Regions from separate parts of the Homo sapiens genome. Here region 1 is linked to region 2. A link is an interaction called in ENCODE POLR2A ChIA-PET data of the cell type or tissue named here. Cell type or tissue: HepG2. All regions are shown on one strand. Links, peaks and the distances in the headings refer to the core of each region. The heading gives the core; the rest is flanking DNA.

Region 1 (4,346 bases), core at 1-4,000, 58 kb before region 2:
TGTCCAGTTAGATTTACTAGGCTTACTGACATGCTATTGGTAAATCGCATTAAAGTTCATCTGAACCTTCTGTCTGTTGACTTCTTAGTCCTCAGACATGGGCCTTTGTGTTTTAGAATATTTGAATTTGAGTTATTGGGCCCCACTCCCTGTTTTTTATTAAAGAACGTGAGCCTGGGATACTTTCAGAAGTATCTGTTCAATGAAAAAAAGTTGGTTTCCCATCAAATATGAATAAAATTCTCTATATATTTCATTGTATTTTGGTTATCAGCAGTCATCAATAATGTTTTTCCCTCCCCTCTCCCACCTCTTATTTTTAATTATGCCAAATATCCTAAATAATATACTTAAGCCTCCATTCCCTCATCCCTACTAGGGAAGGGGGTGAGTGTATGTGTGAGTGTATGTGTATGTATGATCCCATCTCACCCCCACCCCCATTTTGGGAGTCTTTTAAAATGAAAACAAAGTTTGGTAGTTTTGACTATTTCTAAAAGCAGAGGAGAAAAAAAAACTTATTTAAATATCCTGGAATCTGTATGGAGGAAGAAAAGGTATTTGTTAATTTTTCAGTTACGTTATCTATAAACATGATGGAAGTAAAGGTTTGGCAGAATTTCACCTTGACTATTTGAAAATTACAGACCCAATTAATTCCATTCAAAAGTGGTTTTCGTTTTGTTTTAATTATTGTACAATGAGAGATATTGTCTATTAAATACATTATTTTGAACAGATGAGAAATCTGATTCTGTTCATGAGTGGGAGGCAAAACTGGTTTGACCGTGATCATTTTTGTGGTTTTGAAAACAAATATACTTGACCCAGTTTCCTTAGTTTTTTCTTCAACTGTCCATAGGAACGATAAGTATTTGAAAGCAACATCAAATCTATACGTTTAAAGCAGGGCAGTTAGCACAAATTTGCAAGTAGAACTTCTATTAGCTTATGCCATAGACATCACCCAACCACTTGTATGTGTGTGTGTATATATAATATGCATATATAGTTACCGTGCTAAAATGGTTACCAGCAGGTTTTGAGAGAGAATGCTGCATCAGAAAAGTGTCAGTTGCCACCTCATTCTCCCTGATTTAGGTTCCTGACACTGATTCCTTTCTCTCTCGTTTTTGACCCCCATTGGGTGTATCTTGTCTATGTACAGATATTTTGTAATATATTAAATTTTTTTCTTTCAGTTTATAAAAATGGAAAGTGGAGATTGGAAAATTAAATATTTCCTGTTACTATACCACTTTTGCTCCATTGCATTTACTTCTTAATCTGTACCCCCTGAGCATATCTAATCATGTATAAAGGACGTTTTTCCTCCACTTTATCTTAGGGGTTCTCTGTCTCAGAATCATTATAGACTCATTAACTCCCCCTCCCAGCAAAAGGTTATCAGGATTTGAAGAGGTGCTTGAAAACGCTAGACTAGGAACTAGAGAATAAATGAGTTGGGAAAAACCATGAAATGTGATTTTTTTAAAGTAGAAAAGTTATACAAATAATGGTACCAAACCATCAAAAGAGTTGAGCTTCATGTACCCTGACTCCTCCTGACAGGAGAGGTAAGTGGGTTTGAGCTCAACTGTCATCAAGGGAAGTTGGTAAGAGGCTGTTTAGACCCAAAGGATAGTCTTAAACCAGACTTCACCACCCACCCTACCTCAGTTCCCATGTTATTACATGCAGAGTCAGCATGGGGATTAGTGTACCTACCTTTGCTGAGATTTCCCGATGCGTTGCCAATCCAGAAAGTGAATCAAAAAGTTGTTTAAAAGTTAAAATCTCTATTGTTTCCAAAATCTTTCCCATCTCCACCTGAAGACAGAATTGCTTCCCCTTCTCTTTCATGGCTTAGAACACAGGATAAATTTGCCCCTGTGGTATGTGCTGCAATCCTGCTAGTTATGACAAATGGGCAGAGGGCAGATAAAGTCCACTAGGAGAAAGAAAGAAGGGCGATAGGTATCTGAAGTTGTAAATGGGGTGAGCAAGTCATACAGGAAGGTTAAGGGATACACCAGAGCAAGGGAAATTAGAAGGAAGTTGAGTTCAAAAACTGGTGATGATGAGAGTTGCTAACCTGTTTTTGAATCCTCAAAAGTTTAAGTGGTGTTCCCTTTCCTGTGGGCTAAGTCACATCTTATAAGGAGAATGGAGAGCTCAAGATTGTTCCAATTTCTGGAATTATGTGTTCCTGGTTGCAAGTTCATGATTGGGGTATAAACTTCAACCTACTAGAAAATACTGTTTTCACTTCATAGCAGTGAAAATTGAAGCAGTGTCTTTTCAATTCTGGGCCTAAAGGCTGAGGACCTTACTAACCTAGATTTTTCTGTCATACCCAAGGCCATTTCTAACCAGAAACCATGCTGTTCAGTACCTCAATTTCTTAGGCACTGTTCTTTCCTAGATAGGCATCCTTAACTGTATGGTTAATGCCTCAAAGAAGTAAACAGTTAATGCTCTTGGTGCTGATCTTGGGATTTCCATTGTTATTAAAGATTGCCTCATAGCTTGACTGTTTTTTAACTATGGAGTGACTTTTCATATCCTAATCATCCATAAGGGCTAAGTGGAATGGGAATGGGGAATTCCTCAAGGGAGGAAGCACTCAACCATTCCAAGGGAGAGGTGGAACTGCTGAGTCTTCTGGTTGTCCTGAGAGGCAAGGTGAGCATTCCTGGACACTTTGGTTAATTTTACTGTCCAGGTGTGACAGTTCTTATCTGTAGGAACACCTCCAGTGTTCCTAATTAGGAATTCTCTCAAGTAGGAGATTACTCCAAGCCAGAGTTGAAAGACTGGGGGAGTACGACACCTGAAGGAATTACTGGTGGTACTCCTTACTGTACGCAACTGTCTCTCCATCTCCTATCCACCCACTTCTTTTCCCTATTTCTCTTTCTCCCCACTCACCATTCAACTGGAATAATTTAGGCCTACCATCGGTATTGATTGCTTAACCCTACCAGGTATTTAGAGTTACTGCTATTTCATTGTTTTGAAAGGTAATGAGAGTCAATTCAGAAGACAAATGTCTATCTGGATCCTCAACCTACTGTAGTGGAAAGTGAAGGAGAAAGTAAACTAACCATACTTTCTTATTGCTAGGAGCTATGAAAGGAGCTTTTCATTTGTGTTATGTAGGGTACAAAAGATTATTTTGTACCCTGGCCAGGAAAGGCAGGGAGTCATCTTTCTGTCTTCCTGCTTCCCCTCTTTCAACCTTCACCTTTTTATCCTCTTCTTCCATATCCTGAGATTGTTGCTTTTGCTGATGACATTTCTAAGCTCAGTTGCAGATGGTGTCTGTGGGAAGTAAAGCTTGGTGAGAAGAGGGCTCTCTGGTATCTAAGAGAAAGCAGATAAGAGTTGCTTTAATGTCCTGGTGATTAATCACTGGGGTGCCAAAACACTTTGACCACTGGATTTCTCTCATATCTCTTATCTCAAAAAATTAGTACTCCAAGGCTGAGAGAAAGAGACTGATACTGAGTTTGTCTTTCATACCCTCTAAGTGGGTAGTTTGTTAGTGGACCATTCTCAATTTGCAACCTTCAGCTACAGCATACTTCTGTGGAATAAGAAGGTATAGCCATGAAATAAATTTACTTAGACCCAGGTTCTCTAGGACCTGTAAATGGATGGACTTTTTGATATCTTGCTCTGGCATGTTTGTAAACTACAGATAGTATTGACAGCTCTAAAGGAATGAAGGGCATTTTATCCAGGCCAAACCAACCCTGAGGGAGGCAGCATGAAGAAACCTTTAAGAAGTCCACCATATAGCAGTCAGAGCTAAGTAAAGAACAAAGTCTGAGTCTTGGAGGATGTCTTTTCTCTACCTAAGGGGCCTATCTGATGGACTCTCTAGGAGGGGATCCTTCTCCCTCCTCAGTCTCAGAACTACAATAGTGCCTAATGAGGGACACCCTTGGTGAGGATCAGCTTGTAGATGACCCTCCTCACCAAGGCTAATGCAATTTTGAATGCATTTGGACCTGGAGAAAACAGGCTGAATTCAAAGACCTAAAGAAAGCTTAGTAGCCTGGTCCCTTTTTTAAAGTCTGGAACTTTTTAGTTTGGCCTTATACTAGTGTTAATATTTATAATTTCTGTTAGGGGACCAAAAGTCTCAGAAAATGAAGCAATATAAGAGGTGGAAATAAGGGTAAGAAGGGAGAACTAGAAGAGTCTGGTAGCTGGGCTGCAGAAAGAGACTTGGGGTATAATTCCTTATTTTTATTTATTTATTTATTTATTTATTTATTTATTTATTTATTTTTGAGATGGACTTGCTCTTCTTGGAGTGCAGTGGTGTGATCTCGGCT
Region 2 (4,393 bases), core at 104-4,103:
CTGGAGTGCAGTGATGCGATCTCGGCACACTGCAGTCTCCACCTCCCAGGTTCAAGTGATTCTCATGTCTCAGCCTCCCAGGTAGATGGGATTATAGGCGTGCACCACCACGCCCAGCTAATTTTTGTATTTTTAGTGGAGACAGGGTTTCACCACGTTGGCCAGGTTGGTCTCGAACTCCTGACCTCAGATGATCCGCCTGCCTCGGCCTCCCAAAGTGCTGACATTATAGGCTCGAGCCACCATGCCCGGCCTGTCCTTTAGCTTTTTTACATGTCTAACTTCCATTCTTCCTGCTATTCTTGGAAATGCATCTCTCTAGTTTGGAGAGGGAATTTTGGAGAGAGAATTCTGTCATTCTCAGTTCCCTTTAACTGTCTAAGTTCCTGAAATTCTACCACAAAATTCATACTATACTCGTATTCATTGAGTACCCACTATGGGTCAGATACTATGCTAGAAGCGTTGGCTACATTATTTCGTTAAATCTTGCTGACCACTCTTTCCACAGTATTAATAATACAATAATAATAACAGTAGTAATAAAACAATAATAGTGACCACTTAATGAAAACTCACTTGAACTAAGTGCTTTACATTAATTGTCATTTTAAAATCTCATTGGGAAATAACCTACCCAGGGTCAAATAGCCAGTTAGGAATGGGATGAGAAACCTGGACTTCTCTCCAGTACACCAGACTCTCTTGGGGGATGAGGACTTTGGCTGCATGGGTGGAGGAAGGGCAGAGGCATTGTGATGCCTTTCTCTTCCTTCTCATTTATTCTTTCAAATGGAGCACAGAGGCAGCAATATCTTTCCAGACTTCCTTGGGTGCAGAGGGCAGGCACCCCTGATGACAACTCCAGGGCCTGCCCTTTGCTGGGGAAATGTGACCATTTCTTGGGGAGGGCACAGCTCTCACAAGACTTACCAGACCCTTAGAGCAGTTGCCTGGTGTCATAGGAGGTAGGTTCCCATCTGTGTAGTGCAGGATCCTGCTCTGTGATACAAAAGGCTGATTCTTGTATTCATCCTCTGAGGATGGCTTTGGTGTTTGTGCAGGTGCATTTACCCTTCTGTATATGTGTGTGTGCATTTGTGTAATAATTGGTGTGCAAAGGACCAGGTGATTTGCACACATGCATGCAAGTCAGAACAGCCTGGATTCTGTGCATTTCTCTCAGGATATGTGTGTGTGAAGGGATGATTATCTGGTTGTCTGGGGCCTCAGAAAGGCAGGTAACTTGTAAATTTCCTCAAGCATGTGCTGGTGGGTGGAGTTCCCACAGGATGGAAAAAGGGGCTGGCCCCAGAGTTGAGTTCTGAGCTCAGCTCTCCACCTCTTCCTGCCCGTCTCCAGCTCGCTGCCTCCCCCTACTTTTCCCCAAGCTGGGCAGAATGCCCTCAGCCTGTGCCGGCTGGCACACATGCCACATGGTGCCTGGCGCGCGTCTGGGCAAGGATGACGCCCCCAGGACCGGCTGGGATACCAAGCCACCCGCTGCCTCCCCCACCTCCAGAACGGAGCGTCCCCATCCCATCCCCTTTCCCAGCCAGGGACTCGGGGAGCAGGCAGGGACACAGCACAGACAGATACAAACACACAGATGCACCCAGAGACGCCCACAGGCGTGTGCCCCAGAGGGACACAGACACAGGCGTTCACACAGGCTCGGGTACACACACGCACGCTCACACCCCCCCAGAGAAATTTATGAGTGGTCACCACTTGCACGGATCCAGACAGAACCTGACCCGCCTAGGACATTTAGGCAAATCCACCTGGTGTCTCTGTCCGTGGTGCTGAAACAAGAATGTTTGAACGTCCTCCCTATGGAAGCACTAACAGGAAGTAGAAGGGAGAAAAAGACCTGGGAATGGGTGGTGGACAAAAAAGAAGCAATGGAGGAGAAAGAAGAGAGGGGAGAGAGAAATCTGGTGGTAAGGGAGATAGAATGTAAAGGATTCCAGGAGGACCAAGGACTGTCTGAACCCTGGGACTAGGAGAGGAAGAAGAGGATGGAAGATGATCTCAGCCCCATCCCTGTCCCCTGAATGTGTGGCTCCTGTGGCCTCCAGTTACTCCTTCCATATGCCACCTTGCCCTAGATGACCTGAAAATAGTAGGGAAAGGAGATGGACCTGGGAAAGCCCTATAGTGGACCTGCAGATAGCTCCCTACCTGATTACTTATCTCAATTTGTGTTGGGCAAGTGGACAACACTGTTGATCTGGATTTGTTCTGGGGATTGCAGGGATTTAGTGACTGCTTAATGCTTATCCATCAGATTGGATTATGGGTTCCTTTTGCTGTCTCCTGAGGAAAAAACAACAACAACAACAACAACAAAAAAAAAAAAAAAAAAAAAAAAAAAAACTTCCCTTCAGAGAGATTGCATCCCTAATAGGGATGGCTCTCCCATCAGCAGCCCCTTAGTTGTGGAATTTATGTAACATGAGGAATGCCCACTCTTCTGGTGGGGAGACATCTTCAAGGACTGAAGGGGTTATCATATAACTAGGTGGAAGGGGATAAGGGAAGACGGGAGAGAGAAAAAAGAGAAAAGAGAAGGAGAAAGAATGTGTGTGATGGATGAGAGGATGAAAGAAGGAAGGAAAGAGGGAGGAAGAGGGTGGAGATGCAGATGGCAAGAGTAAGGCAGGGCTTGAGTGAACCAGACAGACTCCTGTGTCCAGGGAAGGGGCAGGGAAAGTGTGCCAGTTGGAGCAAATTGCTCCCCTCAAGTGTCCCAGGGGCCCAGATAAGACTGGAATTCCAGCCTAGTCCTGCAGCTGTTCACAGTGGCATTCTTCACCCAGAGCTTTGGGCAAAAAGACCCTGTGGGCCAGGACTACCGATGTGAGGAGCAGCTGCTCTGGCGAGGAAGGTGAGGTCAGATGCAGTCAAGTGCATGTGTGGTTTCCTCATGGGTGGGGTGAGGACAGTGGGTGTCTCCTGGGGTGTTTCCACCTATTCATATGTAAGCAGTGGCAGGAGGCAGATGCCACATGCTTGGGTAGGCCCTGGAGAGTGGGTACTGGGTTAATTGAGGATGAGGAGCAGGCAGAGGAAAAGGAAGAAGAGAGCAGAGGGAGAGGAGTAAGTAGGAAGAAAAGGATATTGGATCGTCTTCTAGAAAGTTCTGGACCTTCTGTTATTCTCTTTTCTTCCTACAATTTGAGAAAAAGGCCTAGGCTCAGCTGGGTATGGTGGCTCATGCCTGTAATCCTAGCACTTTGGGAGGCTGAGGCGGGTGGATCACTTGACTCTAGGAGTTTGAGACCAGCCTGGGCAACATGGCGAGACTCCATTTCTACAAAAATATAAAAAACTATCTGGGTGTGGTGGTGCATGCCTATAGTCCCAGCTACTCGCGAGGCTGAGGTGGGATGATTGCTTGAGCCTGGGAGGTGGAGGTTGCAGTGAGCCAAGATCTCACCACTGCACTCCAGCCTGGGTGACAGAACAAGATCCTGTCTCAAAGAAAAAGAAAGAAAAAGAGGAAGAAGGCCTAGGCTGCCAGCTGGGCACATCTACCTCAGTGTCTTTGTCTGTGGTATAAGTATAATGACAGTCCCAAGCTCATAGGGTTGTTGAGAGGATTATCAACTCATGTATAACGCTGAGTCAATTACTAACATATCACAAGCTCCAAGTGTATGTTACCTTCCATATTGTTGTTGTTGTTACATCTTGGTTTTGCACTGGATCATTGGGGATTTCTTTTTTTTTTTTTTTCTTTTTTTGAAACAGAGTTTTGCTCTTGTTGCCCAGGCTGGAGTGCAATGGCATGATGTTGGCTCACCACAACTTCTGCCTCCCAGGTTCAAGCAATTCTCCTGCCTCAGCCTCCCAAGTAGCTGGGATTACAGGCATGCACCACCACACTCGGCTAATTTTGTATTTTTAGTAGAGATGGGGTTTCTCCATGTTGGTCAGGCTGGTCTCGAACCCCTGACCTCAGTTGATCTGCTCACCTCGGCCTCCCAAAGTGCTGGGATTACAGGCATGAGCCACCGCACCCGGCCCAGTTCAGGAATTCTTCACGCATAACTAGACCTTCTTGCTATGCCCTTAGGTTCAACACTTTTAGGTCTTCCTTTGCACACATGGAGGACTGTGATTTCTTAGATCTTCAAATTTACTCCTGAAGAGAGGCAGCCAAGAGGTTTTCTGGAATGCAAAGCGAATACCCCATGATAAGAAAAGTCTAGGGTACAGGTCACTGAGTTTTCCCACCAGAGGCTGTCACGGAGGTTTTCCTGGATTCCTGAAGAAATTGGACCCTGGACCTACATCAGTGCCTCCCTATCCAGCCTGGAGCCTCAGCCATCTGCCCCATGCAGTGCTCCTGTCCGGGCCCCACCCAAGCCTGTGTGGGTTTGGGTCA

What was found. Peaks named below come from ENCODE experiments on the same cell type or tissue, not always from the same donor. Only the 100,000 strongest peaks of a DNase experiment are listed, where the experiment ranks them.
Region 1: POLR2A ChIA-PET joins it to region 2 with 6 read pairs; 7 of 35 experiments call an interaction of 5 or more read pairs at or near these places.

The regions. Positions count from the first base shown.
Region 1 is chr17:39,533,290-39,537,635 of GRCh38, forward strand. CDK12 (cyclin dependent kinase 12) reads left to right here. Exons shown (of 14, transcript NM_016507.4): 14 at 1-1,255. Among named protein-coding and RNA genes, the nearest start is that of NEUROD2, 72 kb to the right of the region's middle. In HepG2, for the core only: no CTCF peak of the experiment used is centred there; no DNase peak of the experiment used is centred there.
Region 2 is chr17:39,590,731-39,595,123 of GRCh38, forward strand. It overlaps LOC105371771 (a long non-coding RNA gene), which reads right to left. Exons shown (of 3, transcript XR_934746.3): 3 at 4,002-4,176. Among named protein-coding and RNA genes, the nearest start is that of NEUROD2, 15 kb to the right of the region's middle. In HepG2, for the core only: no CTCF peak of the experiment used is centred there; a DNase peak (open chromatin) is centred at 1,801.